Regions from separate parts of the Homo sapiens genome. Here region 1 is linked to region 2. The links are chromatin loops, found by intact Hi-C in ENCODE. Cell type or tissue: heart right ventricle. All regions are shown on one strand.

Region 1 (8,000 bases), 54 kb before region 2:
AACTTGTAATTCCTTTAACATTCCACAAATTAAGTTGATTCTCAGTTCCTGTATGACATAACCCACTAAAAAATGTGTATTTCCAGGAAGAGGAGTGTAGTCTTTTTCTCTTCAAGAGACACTAAAAATACATACCAGTTCAGTCTAAAAAACTATGATTCCAAGTTTTTATGTCACCATGTGTATATAAATCGACGCATTACTATATTAAATGGGTATTTCCTTTAAATAGAAAAATACAAAAGAGTGGGGAAATTTTAAAATGCAGTACCCTGTAGGAACATACCCTTTATTATTACCATTAAATTCCAACCGTCACTCTTTCCAATAAAGTCTGATTTTTGTTTTAGAATCCTTCTCAGCTGCTAACATGTTTTACTTATGTCACTATAGGAAATATAAAGCATGCAGTATAAACTAGATACTGAAAAATTGTGTATTTATGACTGCCTTTCTCCTTTTCCTCTATGAAATAATTTGTCTACATTTTCCTGTTTGAACATATCAACTTTCAGCAAGAATGGAATGTTAATTGATGTTACGCACAAGCTCAAATTTAATAAGCAAAAAAAAAAAAAAAAAATCAAACACAAACCAACTGGGTTTCCTGTTTTTATTTATGGTTATTAGTGCCCATTTGGGGGGATTAAAATAAAAGCGTCCATCTCAGTTACAGCTTATCCTTCCTTCAATTAACGTACCCAAGGAGACAAGTTCCTTCCATCTACTCCCCTGATGACTCTCTGGATCACAAAGCCTATTCAAGCTTCTCCCCAGGGCCCCAAAACAACATGCGCAACAACTTCCTAGGGAAACTCAAAGCCTACCTCACCCTTCCCACTGGGGAAATACACAGACTCAGCCCTTTCTGGTGTGATTACATAAGAATACAAGGGCTTGCTTGACCGTGCTCAAAGCTGAGGCCTATCTTTTAAACATCAACTCGTGCCATTTCTCCTCTAAAGCAATGGTGTATGCTGGGCAAAGAGGAAATGAGTAGGATTTATCTTCTAACAATGGCAACATTTTCCAAGGAATCCTCTGCATCAAAAGTTCTGATGCCCTAGGAAAAGTCTATAATGTTTGGAAAGTAACTGGTCTTACGTGTCTAGGTGGTAGCACCCCTATTTTGACTGGGGGCAGGGGGTGGGGAACACTTTTATAAATTGGATTTTTTCCTAAGGCAAGTTATCTGTCTCAGAGAATTTCTAACTCCTCTCTTGAATTTCTACTTATCAGCTGTAGTATTACTGAAATTTAGGGAAACAATTTTTTGCTGTGCAGAATGACCAAAGATGTTGCCAATCATTACTTAACAACAGGGCCATGCTGTCCCTGATGTGAGAACCACTTTGAGGCTAAAGATGGACAATACGGATTATTTTTTTTTATTTCTTTGAATATACAAAGATATTTTCTTTTTTAAAATTCTTTTTCTTAAGACTTAATTTGCTATATATTATTTATTTAATTTACTGTACGTAAGGCATGAATTTACTGTATGCAAAACAGGTCTTTCAAAGAGAAGGGTATTAATACCTATTTCCAGGCTGCTCTTTTTGTATTTGGGGTGCAGAATTTCACAAAAATCCATCTGAGAAATAATGAACTATATGGAGAAATAGAAGCTAACCAATGTCAATAGCTATTATGGTTTTGCAGCTGAATGGCAAAAAGAAACAGGGTATCATAACTGTTATTTTTTGCCAAAACAGGGCCGTTGGGTTCGCTCTTTCTATTCAGGGTTATATGAGCCTTCACCTGGCATGGCGGTGCTCTACGTTCATGCATCATCCAAGTTCACTGTGAATTTGATTTCTTCTTTACAGCTGGCACCATAGCTTCAGATGAGTGCATTAACAAACCTGTGTAGGCACTCTGTTTCTCAAAACCATGATGCTGCAGACAGGTCAACGTTGCTCGTGCTCTTTCTTCCCTGACCTTGAGCTGTGTGTTCCCTAGGCATTGTACATACAGCTCTGAAAACAGTGGTTATGGCAGAAAGCATTTGGAAACTTGTAACTGATTCCTGTCCAGTGGCTAAGATGCAACAGGCTATTTCTGCAATGGATCCTGTCCACAACAAGCCCAGGCTGGATGTGACTGTAGCTGTAAGCAGAATGCTTTCTGCCTACCCACTGCCATATAAAAATGGGCAAAGACATTCTATCCACCAACTAGTCATGGGCAGTACTAACATTAGAGACATGGAAGAGGGACAGACTGTCATTCAAAATAGGAAAAATAAGTTTAATAAAAGGACAGCACTCTCTCACTCACCACTGAGGTTAGAGCCATCTGGAAACTATAGATGCGGGCAAGGCCGAAGTCAGCGAGTTTTATTTGTCCGCTGCTGGTCACCAGAATGTTCTGTGGTTTTAGATCGCGATGCACTACTCGGTGTGAATGAAGAAAGTCCAGACCTCGGAGAAGCTGAAACATCATATCCTAATAAAATTAAAAAAAGAAAATCAGTAAACACTCAAAACGGAAGTTGAGCATTTGCTATGCTGGACGCCGAATCCTTAGCATTTTGTGGCTGCTTGGCATGCGGCAGGCATTTGACAGGTATTGGCTGAATGAGTGAATTGTCTCCCTTCCTGCCTTTCCACTCCCACACTTTCAAGAACACTGCAAAAAATTTCACTCTCAACCTGTATTTTATTAATGAAAGGACAATTTTAAAATAGTTTTTGATGGAATAGGAAACATTCTGGAAGGATATCTGCCAAACTGGTTTCAGTGGCTCATGCTGGGGAGAGGAAGGAGGAGGTCGTGAGGGGACACTTTTTGCTTCTCTATTGTTTAATGTGCCATTTCAACAATTAAAATCCAGTGAATAATAATATTGTTATTAATGGTGATTATTATTTTATAGCACCTAGTACTAAACACTCACTATATATCAAGCACTATTCTAAGCATTGTCCACTTAGTAAATAATTTAATCCACACCACAACATTTAGGTAAATAATATCATTACACCATTTTACAGGTCAAGAAACTGATACACAGATGTAGGCTACTAATTAGCCCAAAGTCATACTAGCAAGAGAGTGCTGATTAACTGTTTGTTTTTTTTTAAACAGGATCTTGCTCTGTTGCCCAGGCTGGAGTGCAGTGCTGTGATCACGGCTCCCTGCAGACTTGACTTCCTTGGCTCAAGAGATCCTCCTGCCTCAGCCTCCCAAGTAGCTGGGACCACAGGTGCATGCCACCATGCTAGGCTAATGTTTTTAGTTTTTGCAGAGATGCGATCTCACTATGTTGCCCAGGCTGGTCTCAAACTCTTGGGCTCAAGCTATTCTCCTGCCTCAGCCTCCCAAAGTGCTGGGATTACAGGTGTGAGCCACCATGCCCAGTCTTAATCAACTGTTTTAGAATATTAACAGAGTCTTGATTTAAACTAGGGTCTGGAAAACCTCGATTCAAATCTCCAATGTATTCCTTTATCAAATCAATGAACAAATGAATACGTAAAATAAGGCAAGCCATTTAACCTCTCTAAGGCTTAGTTTCCCTGTCTGTAAAATGGGACAGTAACAAAGCCCACTTTATCATAGGATCATTGTAAAGCACTTAGCACCATAGTTAATATTCAGTAAATGGCAGCGCTTATTACTGTTATTATTAACCAGTATGGAGGAGCGGATCATTCAGGATATAAACCAATATCAGATCTTTTTCTAATTTTAGGACCAATACAAATATACACAAGATTTAATACTCAGGGACAGTGTCTGAAGGTAGGAACTAAGACATTGGCCATGATGTCATAATCCTCTGAAATGTGTGGAAATTAAGAGTGACCTACTCCCCTGACCCAAATATTATAAGAATGGTGTATACAAGGGAGGATGGAGCTGTTTTGTTAATACAAGGGTTAGAAAAATGACTGGGTACCACCATGGATTTCAGAGCTGGAAGGGGCTGTGAGGATACACTTATCATTGGCCGGACCACTGAATCCTCTCATCGAGAACAGTATATTTGGTTACTGGTTTATGGTTTTGGTTCTTCCTTTAGAGTTCGGAGTTCTGTCTTTATATTTTAGCTTGTTCAAAACCAAAGCCTTAGTTTTTCCTTTTATAAAGTGGAGAAAGTAGCGATTACTTTTCCTACTATTAAGGGGGCTAAATGAAGTAATGTATGCCAAGTGCTTGTACAGTTTCTGGCATATGGTAAGCACTTGACAAACAGTAATTATTAGGATGATTATTGCCAAGATAAGTGTCCTGATTTCTGGGGGAGACTGATTCACAAACAACTAAAAGAAAACATGACCACTGCTACAAGGTCGGTGTGAACAAAGCACTTAGAGGGGGTATGCAGTGATCTAGAATCATTTCTGAGATCCCCCTGAGTGAATATTCTGAACTGGCAGGGGTGACCTTCTAAGCTTCCCAAAACCCTGGAGAAGACTGCATTGGGGAGGAAAAGCCCTTCAAGACTTGAGAAGCACTGCAGGTCCAATAAGTTGTAATGAATAAACAGGAGTGTGAAAATGTAGCACAAAATGTTCAAGGAACATTTTGGCAAATAAGTCTTTATTGGAAACACATGCACACAACTTGTAAGCACTGAATTTTAAAAAGCATGACTAACCTAAAGTAATGTCCTGTTGGCTCATCATCTTTAGCCTCTATACAGTTAAGTGTCACTCATTTAAAACAGTATAAAGAATAAATCTGTTTGGTTCATGCTGCAGTGTTCAAACAACTTTAGCAGCCAATTAGCAGTATACAAATTTAAAAACATGCACATCGTTTTTATTTGTGTTATAACACACACTATGTTTTTCTTAATTATAAAATTGCTAAGATGTATAGATGCATGCTTAATGCAGAAACTAATAAAATGTTTTAAGAATCCAGAGAAGAAGAAAAATCACTAAAAAATTCCACTACTTGGAGAACAGAGAAAACTTCACTGTTAATATAACTTTTTTTGTGTCTTTTTAGTCTGTCTTTTAAAAATTACGTATTTTATTATATTTGGATGTATAAGTATATTTAAGTAAAAGTGGTTATTATTCTGTACACATTATTTTGTAGCTCTTTTAAAAACATGTAACAATTCATTATCAACATTTTGCCACTAATAAAATTCTGCAATATGACTTTTTTTATACAATGAGATTTTTAATGGCTGCATGGTTTTTCACCCTGGGACATGCCATAATTATTATTATTCAGTTTTAGTTGTGTTACTTTGGCACTTATACTACAGGTCTAGTTCTTGTTTGTTTAAAGGTAGAGTAGATTAAAAGGGCTTGTTAATATCATACCAAAGCATGGGTTAGGCAGTATGAATCCACATGACTGCACTAACGTTGATTCCATGTGTATGATGCCTATAGATGTAAGTTGGTTCTACATAAGAATGACCATTCTTTAGATTTTATTAGGCTACTTAAATTTTTTTTTTGTTTAGCAAATGGCTTTTCTTTTAAATCTCCAATATCTAGACACAATTGGAATTCTGAACCAATGAACACTGAGTTAACGACTTAAAAAACAAAATCTTGCCCAACATCTCATGACCTTCAGTAATTCAACCACGAGTTAGGTTGTTGGGCATTGTGAACCTGTAATAAGCATGACTGGGGAACCCCTCTCAGTCTTTAGCCAACCTTTATTGCAATACCTAATTTCAAAGGTGAAGTACATTCAGCTACGTCAGGAACTCTGGTCCCAAATAATCATAAGATATAGTCCCAATTCCAGAGGATTATATAAATAAATAAATTACAACATTAAATGAGGTAAGAAAAAAACACCTTTCCTACAGAATCACAAGAAGTGTTTTCATCAAAGACATTTCAAAGGACTCTCTACGTAAGCTTATGATCTGTTCTATCTCAGTTTATAGTATCGTGAGGCATACTCTTAAATTAGCTCAAGATTTTAATCTAAATTATTCTGTACCATATATGACTCAAATATTTCACAGTAACCCTAGTGATGCAATGCAATGAAACTACAGATACCACCAATTAAGGCTCTTTCAGTTAAACGCAGGTTTAAAAGTTTCCCTTTTTATGTTATACGGCACAGTCTGGTATAAAAAGTTTGAACATTTAGTCATACTTATGATAAACAGTCACTTGGGACCCTCACTCTATCTTTTTAAAACATGCGACTCGCAAGCATGTTTCAACAGGACACCATTGTGGAATGAAGTCTGGCTCCGAGAGATCTTAGGTGGGGCTTTATCTTGGCAATGCCCCTAAAAAGACTCTGGACCTTTCTGAATACAAGAAATCCTTGAAGTCTTGTAATTGTTTCTCTTAGGTGTTCCAGAGCTCTAATCCTCTTATTTAAAATCAAGACAAACAAGCAAACTAAAAAACGACTTCAGGCTTTTCTAATGGGAAAAGGTTGATCATGGGGCCTTCTTTTCTTTTTCTTTTCTTTTTAGAGGCAGGGTCTTGCTCTGCCACCCAGGCTGGAGTGCAGTGGTGCCATCATATCATAGCTCACTGCAACCTCTAATTCCTAGGTTCAAACAATACTCCTGAGTAGCTGGGACTACAGGTGTGTGTTACCATGCCTGGCTACTTTTTAAACTTTTTGTAGAGACAGGGTCTTGCTATGTTGCCCAGGCTGGTCTTGAATTCCTGGCCTCGAGCCATGAATCCTTCCGCCTTGGCCTCCCAAAGTGCTGCAATTACAGGTGTGAGCCACTGCACCTGGCCTGGGCCTTATTTTCTCATTACAAGAAAGTATGATTATTTCCAAAAGACACTAAAAACACCCAAGTCATATCATAAGTCACAGAATGACAACTTTAAATAGACAATTCTGGATATAGGGATATATCTTGTGATATATTCACATCCTCAAAGTTTTAGCACCAAAAATGTATAATCCTCAGTTTATTTAAAAATTAAAAACAGGACATATCCAACTTGTAGGCAAAGATAATCTATTTTTCTCCTTATACTCTGTAAACCTCAGTCTTTTCAAATTTGTTATTCAAGTTTTCACAGAACTCTCTCCATAGTGGTTTGTCTGTTTCCTATGAAGTGTGTTAGAGGAGGCCACAGACTAAAATGTATCACATATAACAAAGGTTTTTTAACACTAAACCAATAAGAACATGTTGAATTAAGGTGAGGGTTACGATTATAGCAACAGAGGGAAAGGTCACCTGAGCCTGCATATAACTTCTCTCGCATGTCTCCCCATGTACCCCTCCCCTCAGTCCTTGACAGCCACCATTCTATTTTCTGTTTCTATGAATCTGACAACTCTACATACCTCATACATGTGGAATCACACTGGATTTGTCTTTTTGTGAGTGGCTCGCCTCAGTTAACATAGTTCCTTTAAGGTTCATTCATGTTGTGGTGTGTATCATAATTTCCTTCCTCTTTAAGGTTAAATAATATTCCATTGTATGTATATATGACATTTTGTTTATCTGGTGATCCATAGATGGGCACCTCAGTAGTTTCCACTTTTTGGCTGCTGTGAATATTGCTGCTATGAACACAGGTGTAGAATGATCTCTTTGTGACTCTGCTTTCAATTTTTTTGGATATATACTCAGAAGTGGAATTGCTGGATCTATTCCCAGAATGTTTTAAAACCATGGTTCTCCCATAAAATGTGGTATATTGTTGCTACCTAAGCAATGAAATAGTGACTAACAGCATCGTGTTAAGGTCCTAAAGCGTTAGCCAAGTGGCTTGATTCACTCCTTGGAGATTCCACCCACTTTTGTCTGCATTCTGGGAGAATCTACACTGCAGGTCCCCACATCAAGCTTGCTGTATGTATACAGCTTCTACTCTATTTCAAAACCTGACAGGGTTCCCGTGTGCTTTCATTGATCAATTTGCAATGAGCAATGAACAATGAGCTTCAAAGGCTGTTTATAAACAGGTCTCCCCTACTTCTCACTGTGGTCCTCAGGAGGACCCAAAGAATGCTTCATCCAAAATCACAAAGAACAAGACAAACAAATTCTGAGAAACCAAGAGGAGGGTTCAAGA
Region 2 (8,000 bases):
GTCAGGTAGCATGATGCCTCCAGCTTTGTTCTTTTTGCTTAGGATTGTCTTGGCTATACAGACTCTTTTTTGGTTCCATATGAAATTTAAAGTAGTTTTTTCTAATTCTGTGAAGAAAGTCAATGGTAGCTGGATGGGGATAGCATTGAATATATAAATTACTTTAGGCAGTATGGCGATTTTCACAATATTGATTCTTTGTGTCCATGAGCATGGAATGTTTTTCCATTTGTTTATGTCCTCTCTTATTTCCTTGAGCACTGGTTTGTGGTTCTCCTTAAAGAGGTCCTTCACATCCCTTTTGGGTTGTATTCCTAGGACCTCTGTTAAACTTTTAATGCCTTGCTGGTTCACCATGTCATCCTTCTGCATTTCTGGGCTTTATGGACCCCACATTTGGACTTCTCTGTGAATCTATACTAAATTTTAAAGGAAACGAAAAAAAAAAACCAAAACCAAAAACAAAAAACACTTAACAAAAAAACCCCACCACTGTAATTAGGTTAAATCTGGCAGGTCAAAAAACAGAACACCAACAACTACACATGCTTCATAGCCAGATCCAAGCTTCTTTTTAATTATGGGCAGTTTGGGGTGAATTATACAACTCCATTAAAATTAACCAGAATCCATTGAAAATTTTTTCCTCACATTTATCTACTTCTAAACATTCTGGTTTTTAAGTTTTAATATCCATTCCTAAACTTAATATTTTCCCCTAATGTTACTTATTCTGGAAAATTATTCCAATAAAGTAAAAACTCTTAACAGATTTATTAAAGATAGTACCATAAATCATATTAAGTCTCACACTCTAAAAATATGATTGCTATCATGCATGGATTTAATATGTGGAAAATTTATCAAAACAGTTCTTTTGCCTTGATAATTCAAGATAACTACAACTATTCACAGGCTTTTTTAAGCCAGCTTATTGCTATTAAATCCACATACTTGGACAACTTCACTCTTTTCTTCCTATTGAAAAAGAAAATGGAGTTCCACAATCCCCAACTTTCTTTATATCTGTTGCTTGTATTTTTGTAATAAAATAAAAGAGCAGTGAACCAAAAATGGCATGTCCCTAAAGTCAAATACAAACACAGAGCTGTTTCATACTATGACCATTTCAGTTGTGTTTCTGAAACATTACTTTAAAAATATTTCCCATTATAATTAATATATTTAGTGAAAAAATTACATTGCTTACCACTACCTGGAATCAATAGTAATTTTAGTAACTCCAGTTCTTACTGCATTTATAGTTTATCATATATATATATATATATATATAAGATATTATAGTAATTTCCAAAAGAGAAAAAATTCTGACGGGGGCATAACTGGAGAATAAAGTGATCCTAAAATACTGCTGAAACAAAAAGTCATCTGCCCCCTGGACCGTTGTCTTAGAAGTTACCTAACAACCCTGGCAGTATGCCCTGTTGCTTCATCTCACTGAAACCGTTTTCAAGCACTCTTTGCATGACACAATTTAAAAATAACATCTAACCCACCCAAGTTGCTTTCCTCAGAGTTATACTGCTCTCTTCAAAATATTAAGACTCACTGATGCCACCTGCAGCAACTGGACTCCAGGCCTCAGTTTCAATGGATGCTCAAGATACGAAAGGTGAGCTCACTGAAGCCACTACTAATTGTCCTAAATGATAAACCTTGGAGAAAAAAGGACTCATTTCAATCGGTAGTTTTTAAAACATGGAATTTTAAAGAGATGTGTAATAGTCCATAGAGCAGAACATTTTCACATAAATTTTAATGTATATACTTGCATATTCTTAAAAAATGGTATTAGGTAGAAGTGACTCCTCCAGGTTCAAGGAAATAATCCTTTTTAATTTTTAAGGTGCCATTATTATTAACTTCATTCAGGAAATGGAGCATATTAGAGACTTCTCAGACATTCACAAAGGGCATCAAGGGACATCAGAGTCCTAAGGGTGCCTGTAGGATACTCTCTTTTTTGGCTCCAGTGCTGGCTAGCCATCCACATCCTACAGACCTAGTACTCCATGGAAGACATCTGGGGAAATATTGCTCTTCCCAAAACTATGAAATTTTGTCTGACTTAAATTATGTCTGATTAATGGTTAGTAAACATTGTACTAAAAATTAACAGTTATATTAGTCACAATGGGTAGGAAATGCATTTTGAATCAATGGTTGTAAACATTAATCTTAGAAATGCTAGACTATAATATTTATGATGCTTTTTTTTGTCTACAATGACTCCCTCTGGAATTGCCCCAAATCAAATAATAGTCACTTTGGTGGGCAATAAAGAGAAAACAGAAACTTTATTTTTATTCTTATTTTTCTTTTAAGATGGAGTCTCACTCTGTTGTCCAGGCTGGAGTGCAGTGGTGCAATCTTGGCTCACTGCAACCTCCTGGGTTCAAGTGATTCTCCTGCCTCAGCCTCCCGAGTAGCTGGGACTACAGGCATGCACCATCATGCCTGGCTAATTTTTGTATTTTTAGTAAGGATGGGTTTCACCATGTTGGCCAGGCTGGCCTCGAACTCCTGACCTCAAGTGATCCACCTGCCTTGGCCTCCCAAAGTGCTGGGATTACAGGCGTGAGCCACTGTGCCCGGCCAGAAACTTTAATATAACAAATGAGTTTCATATACAACAACTGAGCTAAGCATGAATTAAAATCCCTGGTATTTGGCTAGAGGTAAACAATCTGTAATGTATTTATATAAATCAATAAGGAATGGGGCTAGGCTACCTAGAACCCTTACACTTGCAAAACAAAAGAGCCAGACAGGTCTGAACACTTGAATGTAAAAACTGGAAAATAGGCTGGGCGCGGTGGCTCACACCTGTAATCCTAGCACTTTGGGAGCCCGAGGAGGGCGGCTCACGAGGTCAGGAGATCGAGACCAACCTGGCTAACACGGTGAAACCCCATCTCTATTAAAAATACAAAAAAATTAGCCGGGCGTGGTGGCAGGCGCCTGTAGTCCCAGCTACTTGGGAGGCTGAGGCAGGAGAATGGCGTGAACCTGAGAGGCAGAGCTTGCAGTGAGCCGAGACCGTGCCACTGCACTCCATCCAGCCTGGGCAATGAGCGAGACTCCATCTCAAAAAAAAAAAAAAAACAAAAAAACAAAAAACAACAACAACAACAAAAAAAACCAAAAAAACCCCAAAAAACTGGAAAATAGCTACAACTGCATGATTCCTTATATTGACCAATATTTTAAGACTTTCTAAAACCTTTTTTTAAAAATTTTTGCTAATCTGTAACCTGACAAAAATACCATTTCAAGAATTACATGACAGCAGTTCCATAAGAAAAATGTAATCACAATGTATTGAATATGAACAAAATATCTCAGATGACTTTTAAAGGAAAGGAAAATTACCATTAAATATTTATCCATTAGAGCTTAGCATAATGTGATCCAAGTGAATGTTCAAAAAGTCAAAGTGCAAACTGGTTATTGGCATTAACTAAGGCTATGCCTTCAGTTTAGCTGTGCAAAATGCAATCCAAAAAAGGCAGATAGGTCGTTATCATTTCACAATTAAGTTGGCCAAGCCCCTAACTCTCCCACAAAGTAAGTTCTCTTGCTGTCTCTATTGTCCTGACCCGCCAGCTGCAGGGCAGAGAACAAGGCTTGCAGTCCAGCACAGCACTCAGTTTTCCAGCTGTCCTAGTGATGTAATTATCTAATAACAAAATATCTCTCTGAATTAACTCTGCATCCTACCCATTGTAATTCTTAATGACTACTTCCTGTTCATGTTCTCAATTTAACTTGCTCTTCTGGAACTATTGCATAGGCAAGTTGCCTTCATCTAATGGATGGGATTACATCCAATAGGTTTGGGATTTCCAAAGATTACAATTTACAAAGGTCTCCCAAACAACATGCTTTGTAAACACAAGCCCTGCCTTTCTATTGTGGTTACAATAAAAGGGAAATCTGTCTTATTTGCTGTGATTAAACTTTGACCCATTCACAGGAAGTTCTATGAGGATTTTTTTCCGGTCACTTTTTTTTCCCCCATTCTCTTCAATGTTTGGACATCAAATAGTTCAAGAGCTGAGAGATGTCTGGCACAGCTACCTAAGGGCCACAACAAAATTCTGCTTGAACTAGAGCCAGTATTTGGAATCGAGAAGAATTTTTAAAAATATCTAATCTCCTCCTCTTAAGTGCATGAAGCATATTCTGTGACTATGTCTTGTATGCACCAAATTTATGTTCACACATCTCACTAGCCCTACACTACGGATATGGGCCACTGTATTCTCTTTTTTGCTCATTAAATATGGACTCTGTGTGCACTTATTCTCAACCAGCACCAAATGGTATAGCTCCAGGAGTATTTGCCACCAACAATAATGTGCATGCTGCTAGAAGCAAATTGCGATTTCAGCAGCACCCATAAACATTTACCAGCACCTACCATGTGCAGGCACTATACTCAGTTTTAGAGTTTCCAATAGATATGACAGATATTGTTTTTAAAAGCTTTACTATCTAGTTGTGGGAAAGAAGACTTACAAGTAAAAATGCAGGTAATGATGTATGGCTATGTATTAGTACCAAATAAATTCTATAAACACTATGTACAACTTTATATATCACATCAAGTAAATTTATTCTACATCCTATTAAGTAAACCACAGATGGTCTCTGCCTTTCCATCCATTTACCTCTCCTGGAAGCCACACCCTTATTTTCTGTTGAGGAACTACTCCTGTCCTAGAATCTGGCAATCTGGTTTTAACAGCAGGGGCCCACGGATGGCATGTGAACAACCCTGGATTGAGTGATGATGAATGATTCAGAGGTGGACAGGAGCATAATAATCAGTCTCAGAAATTTTGCTAGGACTTCTGGGAGAGTAAAACTCTACACTGGGATTATGAAACTGGCAAAGTCTCAGCCTGCAGCTACTGATGGCTGTCTTTGCCACCATTTTAGTGAACCTACTATGGGATGCAGAAGAGGGCCAGAACAAGGGACAGTGGGCAAGAGATTCCGGAAGACATTATTTCCACACCTGGGCCCAGTGTGTTTGATCTACCCCTGGATTTATTAATTATGTGAGTCACTAAAGTCAGTGTTTTGCTTATCCAGCTTGAGTTGGGTTTTTATTACTTGCAACAAAAAATTGTCCTAAGACATCTATAAATATTTTGAAATGATTAAATGACTTAAAAATGTCAATATCTGGCCTCAAATACGTCTTACAGAGTAGACACAATGAGTGAAGCTCAAGCACAAAAGAAGTAGCAGTGTCCTCAAAGTGACTGTCCCAGTTCTCTGACTTGGCTGGGAATCTATTCACCTTAAATGGCTCCTCCATTCGCATGTCCACTGGGCAAAAGTAGCCGACAGCAGAGAACCAGATCAATCCATCCTTCCCAAGGAGCCAGGCAGCTTCCTCTCAGACCCTACTTGAGGTTCCTGATCTGACCATAGAGACACTGGATGGAGGAAAGCACAGAAGGAAGAAGACAGATGGACAAGTTTATCACAAACAGGAATGTAAAACATAGAGTAGAAAAGAACTCAATGGTAAGAGGAAGCAAGGAGAAAAAAGAACTTAAAAATAATACAAAGATACAGGGTTCAATTAATTTAAAGGTTGAATCCAGTGTGCAAGGTGTGTTCTCCTGAAGCCTTCAATTAAACAACCCCTTTCCCACTAGCTGTTGCTGAAAAGTGGAAAAGGACAGGGATGTCAAACCAACTCTAAAGCACAGAAATCCTTTGTATTTAAACTGTTAAGTTTATGGCTGCTATTATCTGACAAGGGAAGGCAAAATCAACATTGCTTATTTACTAAATCATTTTATTCCTACAGCCTTTAAGAGAGTATTCATAAGAAAGTTTCATTGTTTATCTTCTTTCCAACTTTAGAGTTGCTATTAATCTAGTTTCAGCTTCTATCTATATAGACCTGGCACTGTGGCTCTAGGAGTTAATATCTTCTGAATCTGTTAACCAAAAAATGTTTTACATGTGGAATGGGAATCCCCTAAACTGGGCAAGTTTACAAGATGTGACTCTTGCACTATAGTAAATTTTGAAAATAGAGCAAACAGTAAAACTATGTATATGGAAACACATTCCTACCACACGATCAGCAACAGAACTGATGTACTACTAGCTGGGCCTGAAACAAGCTATTTAGGATGGCTTAATGGGTATATGGGATGCCTATGTACCCCTCTCCTCATTCCAGATCAATTCCTGAACTGGACATTAAATAATAGAATTCAGCTTCTTCCATAGTCCTACATACAGCAAGCACTACAGGCACTTCTACGTCATCAAACACAATTATTCAAACTGCTAATGCATTTTATCTGAATGAAAGGCAGAGAAAAGAGTAAGGCTGTAGCATCACTCTGTTATGCTAACTACATGCTATTATGGGAAAAAAAAAAGCTTTAGAGCTGCCACAAAGAAGGCATATCATAAAATGCGATTTGTTGTCTTGCAGGGAAGAGAATGGTAGCAGGGGCAAAATCCTACTTGGAATTAAGTGAACTCCAAGTCACTAACCATGTGGATCATTATCTCCCCAAAGACAAGAGAAAGATAACAGCTAAACAATAGCTGTTTTCTGTAGGCAGCTAAACAATAATCAGTTGATAATTTTGGTGAGTCCAGTTCCAATACAAAATAGATTTGGAAGTTCAAAGAGAACACAGCCAACTCTACAAAAAGAAGCGACCTGCCAATGGAGAAAATTAGGAACTATTAGGTCTAGATTAGTATAAAGAACAATTCACCAACCTCAGCTATAGATCAGGAACAGGGCACTGTTTACCTCTTGAGGTCTCCACCTAGACATGATGAACTTTTAGTCTTTCCTTAACAGTTACCTTCAATCAGCCACTCCAAAAACATAAATATGATGGACAAAATAAGGGCCTAACAAGAGTGAATGGACTGAGAGACCCCAAAACCTGTGGCTTTTGGTGAGAGGATGGGGTGAGGGGAACTCAAGTCGCAAGCCCTACTGGCAGGTCAGAGATGACAGAGTAGCAAACTAAAGATAGCCTTAAACTAGTGGTGCCTCTTTGCGTTTTGCTTATTCTTTTCTTTCAATTCTCAGTGGCACCCACAGCCATGTCTGATACATAGGTGTTCAATAAATATTTATTGAATAAATGAAATTTTTCTAAATTATAACTTAGGGAAAAGTCAAAGTAAAATAAAGTAAAAGTGAGGATACTTCAAGATGTCATTAGGAAAGCGTGGCATTCTGAGTAAGCCAGATTTTGTAACTGCTGTTAAACGAAGACTCAAACACTAAAATATTGCATTTACTAGTTAATTAAAAAATCTTAACAACTGTATGAGATGGTACTCATTTTAGAGACGAAGAAATAGACACAAATGTTCACTGAATGATGACGCAGTGAAGGTAAACAAATATTCACTGCGGCATCATTCGTGATAGCCCAAAACTGTAAATAACCCAAATGTCCATCAACTGATGAATGCATAAACAAGGTGTGGTATATCCATACAATGGAATACTATTTAGTAATAGAAAGAAATGAAGAACAAATACATGCTATGACATGGATAAACCTTAAAGGGATTATGCTAAGAGAAAGAAGCCAGTCACAAAAGACTATGTATTCCATTATTTCATTTATATGAAATATTCAGAGCAGGTAGATCTATAGAAATCGAAAGTGGATTTGTGGTTGCCTGGGACAATGAGCAGTGGGAGAGTGTGGAGGAATGGGGACTGATAATGTGTACTGGGTTTCTTCTTGGAGTGATGAAAATTTCCTAAATTTAGATCATGGTGATAGCTGTGCAACTCAGTAAGTATACTGACCTGAAGTCTTACACAGGTGCATTTTATGGTATGTAAATTACATCTCAATAAAGCTGTTTAAAAACAAAAAATGGACAGCAACAGTGGTAGAGAGGTTTAATACTTTGCCTAAAGTACAAAGACAGTAAGTAGTGGAGATGGGCTTTGAAAT

What was found. A loop is a pair of places that touch in the nucleus more often than their neighbours do. Peaks named below come from ENCODE experiments on the same cell type or tissue, not always from the same donor. Only the 100,000 strongest peaks of a DNase experiment are listed, where the experiment ranks them.
Region 1: a loop joins it to region 2, with 4 times the contacts of the local background. A loop is called at or near these places in 11 of 110 quality-filtered maps.

The regions. Positions count from the first base shown.
Region 1 is chr7:92,723,346-92,731,345 of GRCh38, forward strand. CDK6 (cyclin dependent kinase 6) reads right to left here. Exons shown (of 8, transcript NM_001145306.2): 4 at 2,281-2,448. Among named protein-coding and RNA genes, the nearest start is that of CDK6-AS1, 110 kb to the right of the region's middle. RefSeq lists an enhancer at 534-1,090. In heart right ventricle, no CTCF peak of the experiment used is centred here; a DNase peak (open chromatin) is centred at 815; H3K27ac peaks cover 3,527 bases.
Region 2 is chr7:92,777,654-92,785,653 of GRCh38, forward strand. All of the region lies in intron 2 of CDK6 (cyclin dependent kinase 6), which reads right to left. Among named protein-coding and RNA genes, the nearest start is that of CDK6-AS1, 55 kb to the right of the region's middle. RefSeq lists a silencer at 5,108-5,308. In heart right ventricle, no CTCF peak of the experiment used is centred here; a DNase peak (open chromatin) is centred at 3,628; H3K27ac peaks cover 2,694 bases.